2 separate regions of the Homo sapiens genome follow, and region 1 is linked to region 2. Evidence: read pairs that join two places in POLR2A ChIA-PET (ENCODE). Cell type or tissue: OCI-LY7. All regions are shown on one strand. Links, peaks and the distances in the headings refer to the core of each region. The heading gives the core; the rest is flanking DNA.

Region 1 (9,808 bases), core at 850-8,849, 180 kb after region 2:
GGAGAAACCCCGTCTCTACTAAAACTACAAAATTAGTCAGGCATAGTGGCGCACGCCTGTAATCCCAGCTACTCAGGAGGCTAAGGCAGGAGAATTGCTTGAACCTGGGAGGCGGAGGTTATGGTGAGCCAAGATCGCGCCATTGCACTCCAGCCTGGGCAACAAAAGCGAAACTCCATCTCAAAAAAAAAGAGCTATAGGATCTTTACAATATATTATTGTAGTATAATAGAATTTTAGAGCACAAAGAGACATTGCTGACATGTTCTTGATCAGATAAATAGGCCAGTCAACCCTTTGTCTTAACCTGTAAAAGTATCCTTTGTGAGCACTCCATAGTACTGGAACAATTCTGTGTACAGTTCATGTCGGTCAAGGTTCGAAAACCTGACTAGTTTGTTATTAGCCAAATTTCAAGTAAAGAGAAATTGGATGGCCCCAGAATACCCACTTGAATTCTGTCTCTCAGAAAATAACACCATGGATTTACTAACATTACCTCTGGCACAGATAGTATCATGCATTGCAACATTTATTGATGGAGTTTTCCCAATTTAATATTTCTCATCATTTCCTCACATGATTAGTACTGCTAGCGGACCTACTAAAATTTTAACACTGACTTATTATTAGAGATGGCTTGCATTTTTCCTACACCATTCCAAAGGAGAACATTAGATGTCTGTATTAAATTCAAGCAAAAGTGTGAGAGAAATAATTTCAGCATGTCTCAGGTGTCTCGCTGGCTCTTAAGGTGAATAAGGTGGTGGTGACTGTTCTGCAGAGAGTTTCTCATAAGCAGGTGGAGCATTGGGAACCTGTGAGAACAAGAAAGGGAGAATATGGGCTTGGCAACAGTGTATGTGTTTCTAGGAAGGGATTAAGTTAAAATAGTTAACATATTTATACTTTCCCTGTGGACTGAAATTTCTAAGTGTTCCCATATAATTTCTGCCCAGTGAAGTAATTGTTAAATTTCACAAGTATATAGGCTGATTGTTGGGGGCAAGAGTAGAGAAAAATAGGGTTAAGGAGTTCCCAAAATCTCAAAAGCTTAGCTATACCTAGATTTTCCATGACAGTAAAAGTCTCAAGCCCTAACTAACGAATCATTGAATGCTATTTATAGACACCATATACATTGCATCTTTACCACAGAGATCGTTGTAATTGTGTCTAAAGGCACATTGATACTACCAAATATAAAACAAGAGGATATTGTATCCAGAACAAATGTGTCAGGGCTTCATTTAATGCTCACAACAATTCTGGGAGTGTTTTTATTATTTTCATGTTACAGAATGGGAAACTGGGGCACAGAGAGGTTAACTCGCTTGCCCATGGTCACACAACTAGTAAGTTGTGGAGCTAAGAATCAAACACAGTAATTTGGCTCCAGAGTCAGTGCTCTCAACCATTATGCTGTGTTGTATATGTACTAGTGCTGTCCAATAGAAATATGGTACAAGCCACTTATGTAATTTTATTTTATTTATTTATTTTTGAGATGGAGTTTTGCTCTTGTCTCCCAGGCTGGAGTGCAGTGGCACTATCTCGGCTCACTGCAACCTCCACCTCCCGGGTTCAAGTGATTCTCCTGCCTCAGCGTCCCAAGTAGCTGGGATTACAGGCATGCACCACCACGCTTGGCTAATTTTTGTATTTTTAGTAAAGATAGGATTTCACCATGTTTGCCAGGCTGGTCTCGAGCTCCTGAGATCAGGTGATCCACCCACCTCGGCCTCCCGAAGTGCTGGGATTACAGGTGTGAGCCACCATGCCCAGCCATATGTAATTTTAAAATTTCTAGTAGCTACATTTAAAAGAAGAAACATGTAAAATTAATCTTAAAATATTTTGTTTAACCTAATATTTTCAGAATATTTATTTCAAGGTGAATCAATATAAAAATCATTAATGAACCATTTATCTTCTTTTCTACATACTAATATTTTTGAAATATGATATGTATTATAATACATCTTATTTCAAACTCCTGTGTTTTAAGTGTTCAATAGCACCATGTGACTAGTGGCTAAGCCATCAGACAGCACAGCTCTATACAATAAATAATAGGTACTTTATCCCTTCCCTCTGTATATATCTGCATCCATTAAAAAGGCAAATATAACTAAAAACATAAAAGAATATTGTATCCAGGACTAAATTCTTCCTTTGAATCTTACATGTAGGGCTCTCATTATTGACCCTGGAAACACTGGGTATGTGACAACACAATTAAGAAAATATCTGTACTTCCCTTGTTTTTTATTATTATTTATTTTTTATTCTCATAAAATACACATAAAAGTTGCCATTTTAACCATTTTTAGGTGTATATAGTTCAGTGGCAATGAGTACATTCACATTGTCCTTGCTTTTTAAATGGAAATAATTGTATTCACTTGAGTTAAAAACAGCCATTCATGAAAATACCCTTATGAAGGATCTTAACCTACCACAGGTTCACAGTTTTTCTCTTGAAGAGACACTTTGCTGTCCCGATGATCAAACCCTTCTTGTGGGCATCTTCTTGTTAAGGCACATTGAGTGCCAACATGAAGACTTTTATCCTGAAATGTAAATTGATAAAGGTGAGTGGGTGAGAAGAAGTAACTGAATCCATTAAAGAAAAGAGAAGGAAGCCAAAGTTTTAAGAATGAGTTTTAATCTAGGTTCTGCCACTTACTTGCTGTGTGCCTTCAGTCTCATCACTTTACCTTCTGAATTCTGAGTTTGCATCTAGGAATATAATACCTACCTACCTCTCAGAATTGCTGTGGGAATTAACTAGAAGTAAAGCTCTAGTGCAGTACCTGGGACCCAATAGTTGGTCAAAGAATATTTCTGAAGGGAAGGATAAGAAGAGTGAATCTACAAAAGGAACACTCTTGTGAAATTATCCATCAATAGTGAAGCAGAAATAAAGACTTTGTCAAGCAAAAATTGAGGGAATTCATTGCCAGTAGACCTGCCTTGCAGGAAACTTTTGAAGTTCTTTAGAGAAAAAGAAAATAACATAGGTCAGAACCTTGTACCTACATAAAGGAAGAACATCCAAGAAGGAATAAGTGAAGGTAAAATAAAAACTTTTTTTTTCTTTTCTTTTCTTTTCTTTTTTTTTTTTTGAGACAGAGTCTCACTCTGTTGCCCAGGCTGGAGTATAATGGCACGATCTCGGCTCACTGCAACCTCTGCGTCCTGGGTTCAAGTGATACTCCTGCCTCAGCCTCCTAAAACTTTGTTTTTCTTTCTTTCTTTTTTTTTTTTTAAGAGACATGATCTTGCTAAGTTGCCTAGGCTGGTCTTAAACTCCTGAGCTCAAGCAATCCTCCTGCCTCAGCCTCTGAGTAGCTGAGACTATAGGCATGCACCACTGCACCCAACATATTTGTCTTATTCTTAGTTGATTTAACAGATAATAGTTTGTTCAAAAATGAATAATAGCAACAATGTATTTAATTAGGTATGCTTATATATACTTGAAATTAATAACAGCAATGATACAAGGGAAAGGAATGTTAACAGAAAGAAAAAAACTGCAAAATATTTTAAAGAGGTTTATTCTGTGCCGATATGAATGACCATGGCCGGGAGAATAGTCTCAAGAGGTCCTGAGAAAGTGTGCCTGAGGTGGTTGGGTTATGATTTGGTTTTATATGTTTCAGGAAGACAGGAATTGTAGGTAAAAATCATAAATCAATACACGGAAGGTATACATTGGGTCAGCCTGAAAAGGCAGGACATGGCAAAGCAGAGACTTACAAGTCACAGGTGGGTTTTAGGTATTCTTTAGTTAGCAGCTGGTTGAAAGAGTTCAGCTCTGTCTTAAGACTTGAAGTCAGTATAAAGGAATGCTTAAGGTAAGGGAGTCTGCAATCTGTCATGTGATGCTATACCAGAGTCAGTTTGGAAAGTATACCACATTATATGGGGTTAATTAAAAAAAAATTTTTTTATGGTTTGAAGGGCATGATTTAACCCTTTCCTTGCATTGTCTTGTTCCTAATTTGATATTGCCACAAAGAGTTCATTCTGTCAGTCCTGTAATCTCTATTTTAAAATTAATGCTGGTCAGTTGTACCTAAAACTCTAAAAGGGAGGGAGTATAATGAGGCATCTCTCACCTCCCTTCCCGTCATGGCCAACACTCAGTTTTTCAGGTTTCCCTGGGGTCCCCTTGGTGAAGAGGGGGTCCATTCAGTTGTTTGGAGGATTTAGGATTTTGTTTTTAGTTTACAGGAGGAAGGAATTAGGATTATTTTAAGATACTCATAATGCCTATGAAATGGTATAGTGTTATTTGAAAGTGGATTTGAATTAGTTGTAAATGTATGTTGCAAACTCTAGGGAAACCACTGAAAAAAAGTAAAAAAGAAGTATAAGGCCGGGCACGGTGGCTCACACCTGTAATCGCAGCACTTTGGGAGGTCAAGGCGTGTGGATCACGAGGTCAGGAGATTGAGACCATCCTGGCTAACACAGTGAAATGACATCTCTACTATAAATACAAAAAATTAGCCAGGCATGGTAGCGGGCACCTGTAGTCCCAGCTACTTGGGAGGCTGAGTCAGGAGAATGGCATGAACCCAGGAGGCAGAGCTTGCAGTGAGCCCAGATCATACCACTGCACTCCAGCCTGGGCAACGGAGTGAGACTCCGTCTCAAAAAAAAAAAAAAAGAAGTGTAACTGGACTGGGCGCGGTGGCTCACGCCTGTAATCCTAGCACTTTGGGAGGCCAAGTGGGTGGATCACTTGAGGTCGAGTTCCAGCCTGGCCAACATGATGAAACCCCGTCTCTACTAAAAATACAAAAATTAGATGAGCATAGTAGTATGCACCTTTAATCTCAGCTACTCAGGAGGCTGAGACAGGAGAATCACTTGAACCTGGGAGGCAGAGGTGGCAGTGAGCTGAGATCGTGCCACTGCACTCCAGCCTGGGCGACAGAGTGAGTGAGATTCTGTCTCAAAAAGAAAAAAGTATAACTGATATGCCAAGAAAGGAGAGAAAATGGAATCATATAAAATGTCCAGTGAAAATCACAAAAGGCAGAAAAAGAGTAAAGACAAAAATAGAAACAAAGAACAGAGGCAACAGGTAGAAAACAGTAACAATATGGTAGATATCAATCCAACTATATCAATAACTACTTTGAATATCAATGGTCTAAATGCACCAATTAAAAGACAGATTGTCAGAGTGGATCAACAAACAAGACCCAACTATGTGTTCTCTACAAGAAACCCTCTTTAAATATAAAGACACATACATGTACATTAAAAGTAAGTGGATAGAGGCCAGGCATGGTGGCTCACACCTGTAATCCCAAGCACTTTGGGAGACCAAGGCAGGCGGATTGCCTGAGCTCAGGAGTTCAAGACCAGCCTGGGCAACATGGTGAAACCCCATCTCTGCTAAAAATACAAAACTTAGCCAGGCTTGGTGGCGCACACCTGTAATACCAGCTACTTGGGAGGCTGAGGCAGGAGAATCACTTGAACCCAGGAAGTGGAGGTTGCAGTGAGCTGAGATCACACCACTGCACTCCAGTCTAGGTGACACAGCGAGACTCTGTCTCAAAAAAAAAAAAGTAAGTGCATAGAAAAAGATATACCATGCTAACACTAATGAAAAGAAAGTAGGAGTTCCTATATTAGTTTCAGAAGGAGATTTCAAGGAAAGTTATCAGGGATAAAGAGGGATATTACATAACGATAAAGGTGTTCATTCTCCAAGAAGACATAAGAACACCTAACATTGCATGTACCTAAGAACACAGCATCAAAATACATGAGATAAAAACTGATAGAACTGCAAGGAAAAATAGTTGCATCCACTATGAAGTTGGAGTTACAGTTGGAGGCTTCAACATCTCTCTATCAGAAATAACACAAAGCCAGCAGGTAAAAAATCAGTAAGGACTAACTCATTGTATGAGGCCAACATTACCCTAATATCAAAAACAAAGATATTACAAGAAAAGAAAATGACAATTCGTTATCTCTCATAAATATAGATGCAAAAAAACTCAACAACATATTAGCAAATCAAACCTAACAATATATAAAAGGAATTATATACTGTGACAGAGTGGAACTCAACAAAATCTTCGATTAACTAGATATAATAGACATCTGTAGGCTACTTCATCCAACGACAACAGAATACACTTTCTTCTCAAGCTCAGAACATTAACCAGGATAAACCACATTCTGGGCCACAAAACACATCTTAACAAATTTAAAAGAATAGAAATTATACCATGTTTGCACTTAGACTATAATAGAATTAAAGCAGAAATCAATACAGAAAGATAACTGAAAAATTCCCAACACTTGGAGATTAAACAACACACTTCTACATAACACATGAGTCAAAGGAGAAATCTCAGGAGAAATTTAAATATATTTTGAATTAAATGAAATTAAAATATGATATCAGAATTTGTGGGATACTGCTTAGCAGTGCAAGCAGTATTTAGAGGGAAATGTATGACATTGAATGTGTATATTAGAGAAGAAGAAAGATCTAAAATCAGTCATCTAAGCTTTCACCTTAGGAAAATAAAGAGAACAGCAAATTAAATCCAAAGTAAGCGGAAAAATAAAAATTAGAGCAGAAATCAATGAAATTGAAAACAAGAAATCAGCAGAGCACAATGGCTCATGCCTATAATGCCAGTACTTTGGGAGGGCAAGGCAGGAGGACTGCTTGAAGCCAGGAGTTTGAGACCAACCAGAGCAACATAGTGAGACTCTGTCTCTACAAATTAAAAAAAAAAAAAAGAAAATTAATCAGACCTGGAGGCACATGCTATAATCCTAGCTACTATGGTAGCTAGCTGTAGTCCTAGCTACTCAGGAGGCTGAGCCAGGAGGATTGGAGTGCTTGAGCCCAGGAGTTCAAGGTAACAGTGAGCTATGATTGTGCCACTGCACTCCAGTCTGGATGACAGAATGAGACCCTGTCTCTAGAAAAAAAAAAGGAAAGAAAGAAAGAAAAAAAAGTCAGTAGAGTAAATCAATGAAACCAAATGCTGATTCTGGGAAAAGATCAATAAAATTGATAAGCCTTTAGCTAGGCTAAGAAATAAAAAGGCACAAACTACTATTATCAGAAATAATAATGGACATGAAAAGGATAAGCAAGGAATACTATGAACTATGCTCACAAATTTGAAAACCTAGGTGAATGTAACAATTCTTTGAAAGACACAATCTGTCAAAATCCACGCAAGAAGAACTAGACCATCTGAAGAGATTTATATCTATTATAAAAATTGAATCAATAATAACTTTCCAAAACAGAAAGCACCAGACCCAGATGAGTTCAGTGGTGAGTTCTACCAAACATTTAAGAAAGATATTATACCAATTCTCTATAACCTCTTTCAGAAGATAGAAGCAAAGGGAATACTTTGTAACTCATTGCTATGAGGCCAGCATTACCCTAATACCAGACAGATATTGCAAAAAGAGAAAACTACAGCTCAATATCACTCATGAATACAGATGCAAAAAATCTCAACAAAATATTAGCAAGTCAAACTAACAATGTATAAAAGGAATTACATACCATGACAAAATAGGATTTATGCCAGGTATGCAAACCTGGTTCAATATTGAGAAATCAGGCCAGGCGTGGTGGCTCACGCCTGTAATCCCAGCACTTTGGGAGGCTGAGGCAGGTGGATTGCTTGTGCTCAGGAGTTTGAGACCAGCCTGGGCAACATGGTGAAACCCCATCTCTACCGAAAATACAAAAAAATTTAGCCAGGCGTGGTGGCTTACACCTGTGGTCCCAGCTACTTGGAAGGCTGGGGTGGGAGGATCACCTGAGCCTGGGAGGTGAAGGTTACAGTAAGCTGAGATTGAGCCACTGCACTCCAGCCTGGGTGACAGAATGAGACCCCATCTCAAAAAAAAAGAAAAAGAGAAATGAATTATTCTGATACATCAATAGACTAAAGAAGAAATTTGCAAGATTGTATCAATAGATGTAGAAAAAGCATTTGACAAAATCAAACACCCATTCATAATTTAAAACTCTCAATAAACGAGGGATAAAGGGAAACTTACTCAAGTTTGCTGAAGAATATCTAGGTACAAAAAATCAACAGTTAACATCATACTTGAAGCTTTTCTGCTAAGATCAGGAACAAGGCAAGGATGTCCTGTCTCACCACTCCTTTTCAGCATCATACTGGAAGTTGCAAATAACTAATGCAATAAACTGGAAAAGGATATAAAAGGTGTACTGATTGGGAAAAAAAAATAAAACTGCCCTTGTCAATTACCATTTTTTTCTTTTTCTTTTTTTTTTAAGCCTCTCACTCACCATAGGTTAAGAGTATGATCCACTCTACCGGTTCACTGCCAGTTCTCTGTATTTACATTAAAACTGGGTGTACATTTTAAAATATAGATTCCTGAATCCCACCACCAGAGATGATCCCAGAATCTGCCTTTTAGCAAGAACCCCAAAGTATTCCAGTGCAGGTGACCACTGACCATGCATTGAAAAACACAGTGCCCTGACACATGAGTGTAAACTGAGCTGAGAGCAAGGGCCATGAAATTCTCCAAGAATCAAAAGTATTTTGTCCTTGAACTTCCAAGTGAAGATGTAAAACTGGTTAATATAAAAACCACTGTTCAGTTTATTACAAATCATTTCCCACTTCCTGTTGCTACAAAAAGCAGCCTTTCCTTTCAAAAGATGTTTTCCAGGGCTCAGGGGAATTGTTAACCAAGGGAGAAATTTTAAGAGATCTAAATTCCAACCAGCCTCTCTGTGGACAAATGGAAGTTGAAAAGTAGACATTTCAAGCTTAATGAAGATTGTTAAAGGTGGAGTAATTCACATGCCCAAAGCTCATATTTAATGTCATTTACATCCCTTTGCTTTAAAATGAAAATAGAATCACTGAAGACAGAAAGGGAGGTAATTATGTAATTAAATGCAATACTTAATGCACTATTTTACATAATTTTGCCTAAACTTATTAGACTGCTGATCTCCAAACTGACTTTTCTAGATATATGAAAATCTCAAAATAAGATTTTAATATTAATTTAAAAAATAAATATGGAAATTAAATAAACCAGGAAATTTAAACACGATTCCCTCTCAATAAAAAGTCTCAGAAACTACAAACCACTGATCTAATCCTAGAGGAATGGAGGCATAGAGTTTGAATTTGAAACTTACCAAGCAAAATGTTCACAGTGTCTGAGCACATGACATTAAGACTCTCTGTTATTTTTCAATTAAATGAATTTAAGATGAGAGCATTGAAGCAGAAAAGAAAAATTACTGCATTTGTGTTCAATAGGATCAAACTAATAATTATAGTTAGGAAATGAGTACCAACATATTGAGTTTGTATAGCTTTACTTCTTGAAAGACTAAACATTTTGTTTTTGATATACAAATATATAATGAAATCAAAATATAGAAGAAAATATGTATTAAATAAAAATGGATATACATTGTGTTACATCACAGATTTCCAACATGTCTGGGTGTAAAATAGAGCTAGTGAATCTTGGAGAAGTTGAATTCTAGTCTCCAAGCAACTCAATGGCAGACAATGGGACCAAGTCCTAATGCAACACAATTGAGTGACTACCATGTGCCAGGCACTGTGCTAGGCACTGGAGATATGAAGATGAGTTAGAAATATTCTCTGTTGTGGTTCATACATAGGGGAAAGCGGAGGGGTCGAAGAGGCAAAAAGTAAATAGCCAATTACAAGGCAATGTCATAACCCCATGCTAGAGTTACAAATGGAGTTCTATGGCA
Region 2 (9,808 bases), core at 1,023-9,022:
CTTGATATCCTGTTTCTAGAGCTATAGTTTGCCTTAAGTTTTCTACCTCCACAACTGTTACCTTGGTTGGGTCATTTTGGAGATGTGAGGAGGACGTTGGACTCGCTATACCTGGGGAGAGCGTTGGGTTCCACATGTCTCCTGGACTCTGGGCCTGAATTCCTTTATTGTTGTTAACCAGTGGTTTAAATAACCTTAGGGAGAAGATTCCTATAGGGCCTTATCCTGAAACATCTGCTTCTAACCCATACCGTTCAAATACAGAGGGTTCTTGGGCTATTGTCCAGGGATGATTTATAATCAGCAACAAGGGGTAACAGTGCAACAGCTTACAATTTGGTGGGGTGTGGCCACGGACTAGTTGGAGTTTTTGTCTTAGTCCCCGTAACCTATTTGAAGCAGGCGGCCTGGCTGTCCACCCTTTGTACTTAGTGGTCCACCAAACATCTGCCCAGTCACTACAGGGACGTTTTGAAGTTCCATACTTATACTTGGTTGACTCTTTGCAGTATGGACATAGATACTTATCACCATGGGATACCTTCCTTTGAGCTTGCTCATCTCCGCACGGGATGACTGAACAGACGTCAAACAGAAGGGTTAAAGGTTGGCTAGCCTGAGTTACCATTGATGACAAGATGACCTTCTGTTGAAAAGAAAATAAGTAAGTGATTAGTAATCTCTTTTTAGAGTTAGTTTGGTGGGGGTGAGCCCAGGAGTGACAGTGCATGATTCTGAAGGTGGCAGCGTCTTTTTGACTTGGGTGTGATAAGTCCATCCTCTTTCCGCTGTCCGGACTGTAGTCTCAGTAATTAGGAGCACTAGGTAGGGTCCTTCCCAAGCTGGTTCGAGTTTCCCTTCCTTCCACCCTTTGATGAGGACATAGTCTCCAGGCTGATGTTGATGTGCTGGAAACTCCAGGGGTGGCGCCTGTGCTAGGAGACCTTTAGTCTTAAGGCAGGAGAAGATAGAGGATAGACAAAGTGTATAGATTTTGAGGAAATGATCTTTAGTTTCAAATGTAGGGATGTCAGCAGCAGAGTGTAAGTAGGGCAATCCGTAGAGCATTTCATAAGGGGAAAGGCCAATATCTCTCCAAGGGGCAGTCTGGATTCTTAACAAAGCAATAGGAAGACATTTAGTCCATGGCAATCGGGTTCTAAAACTAACTTAAGTGGTTTTTTAGAGTCTGATTCATCTGCTTTACCCTTCCTGAGGAGGATGGATGCCAGGGGGTATGATATTCCCAATTTATATCTAGTACCTGGGCTAACTTCTTAATGACATGTGCAGTGAAATGGGTTCCATTATCTGAATCAATATTTTCCACTAGTCCAAATCTGGGTACGATGTTTTCAATTAATGCTTAGACTACATTATTGGTGGTTGCACTTGAGAATGGGATAGCCTCTACCCAGTGGGTAAAGTGGTCTATTACTACTACTAAGTATTTTAAGCAACCAGCTGGGGGCATTTCGGTATAATCAATCTGAACACTTTGAAATGGTCTCAGCCCTGGATTCCTTCCTCCAAGGGGCAATTTCCTTAGAATCTGCTTATTAGTCTTTTTTACGTATTAAACAACTATCTATAACTTGTTTGGCCAGGGTGTAAATTCCTATATACCCATAAACCTGGAGAACTGCATCATACATTGCTTGGGGTCCCCATTGGGTCCCCTGATGTAATTGAGACGAGATCTCCCTCGTGAGAGGTATTGACAACATCTCCCTTTGATCTGATAATATCCATTTCCCTTCTGTGTTCTCTTTAGCTCCTATTCTTATTAACTTCTCTTTTTCAATGGAAGCGAAAATGGGGGTTGCAGTAGGAGAAGGAAGGCATGGAGTTAAATGAAAAACAGGCATTTCAGAAGAAACGGCAGCTTGCTTTGCTATCTGATCTGCGAGATTATTTCCCCGACTTGTGAAAGACAAGTCCCTCTGATGCCCTGGGACATGTACAATAGCTATCTCTTCTGGCAATTGGAGATTATAGAGGACACAAGCAATTAGTTCTCTATGAACTAAATCTTGGCCTCTACTATTGGTAAGACTCCTCTCCATCCAAATTTTTCCAAATGTGTGTGCCACCCCAAAGGCATACTTAGAGTCAGTATAGATAGTTCTTTCTTGGTTTTGTAAATGTTCTAAAGCTTGGCTGAGTGCAAACAGTTCACATGTCTGGGCAGACCAATTATTAGGCAGTCTTCCTGATTCTACTTCTTCAAGCGTTTCTCCATCAATCACTGAATACCCATGATGTCTTTTCCCTTCAATTACGCAGGAGGAGCCATCTATGAATAAGTGCCCCCCTCTCTTGAAGGGAGTTTCTCCTAAGTCTGGTCGAACTTTTGTATGGTAATCAATCAGATCTAAACATGCGTGCTCTCTTTTTAAGTTTGGATCCCCTATCAGAAAGGCTTCTGGATTAAGTGAATTTTCAGTAGTTAATATTAAATCATCTTTTTCCAGTAGGATAGCCTCATATTTTAAAATCCTTGAGTCAGTGATCCACCTTCCTGCTTTCTGACTTAAAATAGTTCTAACTTGGTGGGGTGTGCTTACTGTTAACTTTCCTCCAAAGGTTAAATTCCTACTTTCTTCAACTAATACTGCTGTAGCCGTGATGGATTGGATACATTGGGGCCACTCAAAAGTGACTGGGTCTAAGACCTTTAACAAGAAGGCCACGGGCTGTCAATTGCCTCCATGCCCTTAGGTAAGAACTCCTAGAGCTACCTCATTATTTACGTTAACAAAAACTCTAGGGAGTGTAGAGCTAGAATAGGGGCAGTTATGAGCATCTCTTTTAATTCCTCAATTTGCTGGATTTCCTCAGAAGTCCACAAGAGACAATCAGGTTTGCACTGGGCAAGTTTCTCATATAGAAGTTTACTTTTTAATGCAAATGTGTCAATCCATAAACAGCAATATCTAATTAGTCCTAAAAATTTCCTGAGTTCTTGTTTATTTTGAGGCAGGGGTAGAGAAACAATTCCCTCCACTCTTTCAAGGCCTATTCTTCATTTACCAGCACTGATTAGGTGACCTAAGTATTTAACTTCAGGTTCTACATACTGAAGTTTCCCTTTTGAGACCCACAACCCCTCACATTGCAAGTGATTGAGAATATGTGTAGAGAAGTCACTTACTTCCTTTATATCTTTACCAGATATAAGAAGATCATCTACGTACTGAAGCAGGCATATTTGCTTAGGGACTGTGACTTTCTCTAGTACTTGTTCTGGGATCTGACCAAAGAGGGAGGTTGGGGGAGTCTGTGAACCCCTGGGGCAAGACTGTCCATCAATATTGTTGTCTCAGCCCTGAGTGGGGGTCTTCCCACTCAAAAACAAATATATCTCAGCTATCCTTAGCCAAGGGCATGCCAGATTAAATCCGTCAATGTAAACAACTGATGATTGTATAGAATTTTGCTAAGAATGGTGTAAGGGTTAGGAACAATGGGGTGAGTGGTCTGGACTACTTGATTAATAGCTCTAAGGTCTTGCACTAATCAATAGGACCCATCTGATTTCTTGACAGGCATGATTGGGGTATTGTAAGGAGACATACAGGGTTCAAGAAGCCCATCTTTAATGAGACCCTTAATTACAGGCTTTAGCCCTACTCTGCCCTCTAAAGGAATGGGGTACTGCTTTCTCCTTACTATTTCCCCAGGATTTTTTAGTTTGATATGTATTGGAGAGATTTGGAGTTTCCCTCTATTTCCTTCCTTTGACCAGACATCAGGATGAATATATTTCTCATTTACAGCAGTGAGTAAATGTAGTGAAGTGAGGAATCCTTTAGGGCCCACTCGAAGGCCTGTACCTAGCCTTACCATTAAGTCCCTTCCTAATAGATTAGTTCCCACTTCAGGAATTAATAAAAATTGAATATGAGTAAATCAATCTTGATATCTGACTTCTGTGCTTTCTAAAAATTTTTGCCTTAAATCCTTCTCCTTTTACCCCGCTGACTAAAACTTCTTCCGAAGAGCAGGTAAGACCAGGTGGAGGGAAACAAACAGAGGAGTGTGAAGCTCCTGAATCAACTAAAAAGGTGATAAATTCATGTTTAGGTCCTACCTCCAAATTTATCAAGGGCTCCTGGTGGGACTCAAAATAAAAGAGGCAGAGCCCCTGACTCCCCTATTGTTCTTCGGAAGTCATGAGTGTAAAAATTTCTCTCTCTCTCTTTATTTCAGGACATTCCCTCTTGAAGTGGCCTGTTCTTCCACATCTGTAGCCTCTATCTTGTCCTTCTTCCGTCTCAGTCTTAGCATTCTCAGCCCTTGCTCCCCTATACCACTTAGGGGGCTTATTAAATGAGGACCTTGACCCTCCAGATGGAGGCTTCAGTCCTCTAAAGGAGGGTTTAGGCCCCTTATAATCTCTGGCCCCTTGAAAGCCCTGCTTAGAGATATATGGATTTGGAGCCATCTGTTGGAAGGCAGAAAACATGAGTTTTGTCTTTTGTTTTTGTTTTTGTTTTCCTCATCTCTTCTCACATATACTTTTTGAGCCTCCCTGAGCAGTTCACTCAGAGGCTGGTCCTCCCAACTTTCTATCTTTCGTAATTTTCTTGAAATGTTTGGCCAACTTTTAGTAACAAAGTGAGGTTTTAACATTCCTCGTCCAAGGGGGTTTTCCAAATCAAGGCCTGCATATTGTCTCATTTGCTCCCTCAATCTGTTTAAGAATCTAGCAGGTCCCTCATCTTTTTCCTGTTGAATATCAAATGCTTTAGAAAGATTTTGAGTTCGGGGTACTGATTCTCGAATTCCTTTTATTATCATCTTCCTTAGGTCCTTCACGTTTTCCCAGTGATTTGCATTGTTATTGTCCCACTGGGGGTCTCGGGTGGGAAATTTATGGTCTGCAGGAGGAACATTTTGACCAGAAGGGTGCTCACATTCCCAAACCACCATAGCAGCCCTCCGAATCGTACTTCGTTCTTCCCCTGAAAAGAGGACACCCAAAATGGACATCAACTCAGCCCAGTGTATATCTGAGGCCCTAGAAATTGATCAATTTGATCTGCTACTCCATAAGGGTCATCCAATAATGGCTTAAGCTCCTTTTTTAAATTCTGGACTTCTGAACTGGTCAAGGGAGAGTTTACAAAGCCAATAGCCACCCCCTGTCCTTGTGGTACCACCCTTAGAGGAAAGAAAGTTGGATCTGGCTCTTTAGGTGTGGAGGGAAATGGAAAGTTTCGAATATCTTTTTTACATTGCTCTATTTCACATTGAAGCCCCTTTAAAGAGGGATACTTAATAGTTTTGTTGAGGAGGGGGGCAGGCTCACAAGATGGTAATTCTGCAAAGTGAGGATTATAGGCAGGAGGAGCAATATGAGTATATGAGTATAGAAACCACAGGTCGGGGAGGGATCTGCAGCAGCAGCTGGGGGAATGGAACACGGGCAAGTGACACAGGTGAGGGAGTGGCCTGAAACAGCTGGGCAGTAACCCGAAACCGCAGCCAGAGGGACGGAATCGGGAACAACTGGAAGAGTGACACAAGCAGGGGAGGGACCTGAAATGGAAACGGGAGCTGGAGGGGCGGGACTGGGGGGCAACCAGAAGAATGATGCAAACAGGGGAGGGACCTGAAACGGAAATGGGAACCAGAGGGGCGGGATCGGGGCGGCCAGAAGAGTGACGCAAGCAGGGGAGGGACCTGAAACGGGAACCGGAGGGGCGGGATTGGGGGCAGCTGGAAGAGTGACACAAGCAGGGGAGGGACCTGAAACAGGAACTGGAGGAGTGGGATGGGGGCACTGAATGGAGGAAGGTGATCTAGAGGGTCCCACGTGTTAGTGGGTGTGGGTTGTCTAGACATGGGAACTCTTTCCCTGCCAGAGGGGTTGGCTTCTGGCTTTCTCCCTCCGGAGTCTAAAGGGTAAAGGAGGATAGGTCCCTGCCACCAATAGAGGGTGTAATCAATTTCTTCCTGGGAAACAGGGCTCTTATCATTAACATGCTCAATTAAGAGCTGACAAATCCGCTCCTCATTTGACCCAAATTTTGGCCAGAAAAGTGAGGGTTTCAGGATGGGTTCTCGAGCCCAAATAAAACAAAAATATTTTATCATCTGCTGTTTTCGTTTATACTTGGTCCTCTCATTATCTTTCCAATACTTTAGCATAAGCCCCAAGGGGCTATCAGAAGGAATTTCATTGCTCTCTTGACTCTTTAGTTTTCCTGTCTTACATGAAACATTCCCCATCTTAGGGGTTATGGGGGGCTCTAACCTCTCCTGTTAGAGGTGTCTACCCCCCTCTTTCTAGAGGCTCAATGAGGCTTTAAGAGGGGGTTCAACCTGTTGTGTTGGAGGTGTCTTACCTCCCCCTTTCTGGAGGCTTAGCCTCTCCCGTTAAGGGTTTCCTGCATATCCTATAGCTCACCCCTCTGGAGGCTCCTTGTACCCTTCTTTCTCTTTGTCTACTGTGACTCTTCCTGCCCCTAGTCGATAGATGGCAACACGAAACCGCAGAGAAGACTCACTCACTCCACACAACCATAATGCTTAGCCCCATTCACACACTGTCAAACTCCAAATTATCCTGACCACCAAGGAAATACTTTGTCACCTTTGTGAAGTCTCCTACCTTTTTCCATGCACAAGAATTACCTGGTCCTCTTATTGCCACGGTCTTGCAAGCCTCTCCTCCCTGCTTTGCTGAGAACCCAGATTTATTCATCACAATGGGTGGGCCCTGACCCCCCTCACCCTCTGGCCACCATAACAAGACAGTGGGACCCCTGGGTGAGGTGACCAAAGACCCCCTTCCCAAAGGAGAGTATTTGAGCCCCAGAATTTGGGCACCAGAATTGTTGAGAATAATGCCCAAAATCCTAAGGAAATTGAACACTCAAACAAAGGATTCTTAACCAAGCAATTTTACTTTTGCGCAGAGGGGTGCTTCTCCTTGGCCGGTCACCATGAGAGCACACCTGAACAAAGGGGCATGAGAGCCTTTATTCCTAATGCAAGTCCTGACCCTGTACCCTTTCCCCATTGGCCGGGGTCGGGCCCTACAATCTAAACTAGTCCCAATTGGCTAAACATTTGAACCTTTTTTAGATAAGGTGGGCATATAAGGGAGACAGGGGAAAGGAGTAGGGGTGTCTGCAGTGAGCTAGAGAGCTAGTCTTCTTTCCAAATAAGGAAAGGAATGTGAGCTGGTACTGATAACGCCCGGTACTGTGGTGTTTCTGGGTATGTAACAAAGGCAGAAAGGAAGAAAAAAGAAAAAGAAAAAATGGGTGGGGGGTACCATGAATTAAAGAATAAAGGATTGATCAGGCTATTTGAAAAGAAACCTCATCATATTCCCACACCTAAAAAGCTATAGAGGGCTGGTGGTGTCATTTACTAAAATGGAGGAGACAAGAGACTCTTCTGATTTGGAATCTAGAGAATTTAGTGGTTTGGGGTGAGTGGTGAGTTTAGGTTTGTACACATTGAGTTCACAGTGAATGTGCGGCTTTTGCAGAGATATTTGGTGGGCAGTTGAGTTATCAGGACAAGTAGTACAGTTGAAGGAGAGTACAGAGAATGATAAGAGGAACCAGAGTAAGAAGGACTCTTTAGGGATATTACTATGTAAAAAAATACAGAAAGGAAGCTGAGAAAGAGCAGTCTCAAAAGTAGAAGGAAAAATAGTAGGATGGGGTAATGGAAGTTGACAGAGGAAAGAATTCCAAGACAAAAAGACCACAGGGACACAAGTAAGGCAAGCACTGAAAAGTATCCATTGGATTGCACAATTGTGATATAATAAGTAGGTTTGAAATTAATCTTCTTCTCTCTGTCAGAGCCTGGAGGCTCAGACATTTAAAGGTGTTTTTGCCCAATGGCCCCTTCTGAATTTCTTCTGGGCTGCAAAGAAATCCCATCCGCATATCTCATTTATTAATTTCCTGTTCTAAAGAAATTTTAGAATATAAAGCCTTTGCAATTGAATACTTGTATCTTAAATTCTGGAAACTAACCTTCCAAACTGCTTTTTTGATTTTCCTCACTGAGGCTAAAAGTATAATAGAATTTATATTTTGTTCAGAATATACAATGAGATAATACTTGAATAATAGATTGGAGCCCATATTCCCTTAGCAATTCATAATAAGTATCATGTTTCAGGCTTTGAAAGTATTTTTTTTTTTTTTTATTTTTTGAGATGGAGTCTCGTTCTGTCACCCGAGCTGGAGTGCAGTGGCACAATCTTGGCTCACTGCAAACTCTGCCTCCCAGGTTCAAGCGATTCTCCTGCCTCAGCCACCTGAGTAGCTTGGATTACAGGCTTCTGCCAACATGCCCGGCTAAATTTTATATTTGTAGTGGAGACGGGGTTTCACTTTGTTGGCCAGGCTGGTCTCAAACTCCTGACCTCAGGTGATCCTCCCTCCTCAGCTTCCCAAAGTGCTGAGATTACAAGCGTGAGCCACCACACCCGGCCCGAAAGTCTTAAGCGAAGAAACCATATCATCTTTGTTTAACTCAATATTCCCCAGTTATTTAAGCCTATAAATTGTTTTTACAAATAATAATTAACAAGCCCGGATGTAACTGTTCCTTGGCACATCCTTTGAAAAATGTTTCTGTCCTATTGCTGCTATAACACCCCCTGCCAAAAAAAAAAAGGAAAGAAGAAATATGTCTCTGAAGGCATCACTGAAAAAGCAAGAGCAAAGAAGGGACAGAGGTAATCTTTAGGATGGTATCTTCACCTCTAGTGAGTGATATGAAGACATTGTGTTAACGCCAGGAAGGAGTAATGAGTGTCTGAACTCAAACAGTCTGAGTCTTAGTACAAAGGAGGGGACGAAATGGGATTGATTCGGTTGAGAGAAGAAGTGAAGCTGGGAGAGAAAGAAGATTGGAAGATGACAACAAAGGCTTCAGGTTTGGGCAACTATGCATATGACGGGAAGCTTGGAAGAGAAAGTCTTGAAGATGACTAATGTTTCTGAGAAGAAAAAAATAGAAATAATGCATGGCTTTGTGTAAGTTGAGGAGTCATATTATGTGGGTGGAATCGAGAGGAAATGCAGCATTTTTTGGAAAAGGAAACGTTGAGAATAATTTAACCATAACTAGGATTGCTGGGAAACCATTGTCCTGTTTGATGAGTGTATATTTCTTTTTTTTTTTTTTTTTTGAGATGGAGTCTTGCGCTGTCACCCAGGCTGGAGTGCAGTGGTGTGATCTCGGCTCACTGCAAACTCTGCCTCTGGGTTCACGCCATTCTCCTGCCTCAGCCTCTGGACAAGCTGGGACTACAGGTGCCTGCCACCATGCCCAGATAATTTTTTGTATTTTTAGTGGAGACAGGGTTTCACCGTGTTAGCCAGAATGGTTTCAGTCTCCTGACCTTGTGATCAGCCCGCCTCATCCTCCCAAAGTGCTGGGATTATAGGTGTGAGCCACCGCGCCCGGCCTGGTGAGTGTATATTTCTAAGGGTAGATTATGGTTCCAGGATGAGGGCCATTAGGGTGAAATTAACAGAATGTGGCTGTAGAAAGTGAGGCAAATAACAGAAAATTTGAGCCACTCTTCTTCTACTTGGAAACTCCTAGCAGCCATCATTGACATTCACATTATTGAGTAACTACTATATAGACTACACTGGATTAGATGACTCTTCTGAGATGGAAAGGAAATGACTACTTTTTTTTGTTTGTTTGTTTTGTTTTGTTTTGTTTTTTTGAGACAGAGTCTCGCTCTGTCACCAGGCTGGAGCGCAGTGGCACAATCTCAGTTCACTGCAAGCTCCGCCTCCTAGGTTCAAGCAGT

The links. ChIA-PET counts read pairs that join two places held together with the same protein. Peaks named below come from ENCODE experiments on the same cell type or tissue, not always from the same donor. Only the 100,000 strongest peaks of a DNase experiment are listed, where the experiment ranks them.
Region 1: POLR2A ChIA-PET joins it to region 2 with 30 read pairs; 2 of 35 experiments call an interaction of 5 or more read pairs at or near these places.

What each region holds. Positions count from the first base shown.
Region 1 is chr9:5,899,650-5,909,457 of GRCh38, reverse strand. MLANA (melan-A) reads right to left here. Exons shown (of 5, transcript NM_005511.2): 4 at 2,460-2,573; 5 at 1-818. The coding sequence ends at 750. It also overlaps a transcript of BRD10 not described here. Among named protein-coding and RNA genes, the nearest start is that of MLANA, 14 kb to the right of the region's middle. In OCI-LY7, for the core only: no CTCF peak of the experiment used is centred there; no DNase peak of the experiment used is centred there.
Region 2 is chr9:6,076,251-6,086,058 of GRCh38, reverse strand. No RefSeq gene overlaps it. Among named protein-coding and RNA genes, the nearest start is that of RANBP6, 66 kb to the right of the region's middle. RefSeq lists an enhancer at 1-1,199. In OCI-LY7, for the core only: no CTCF peak of the experiment used is centred there; a DNase peak (open chromatin) is centred at 5,688; H3K4me3 peaks cover 1,105 bases.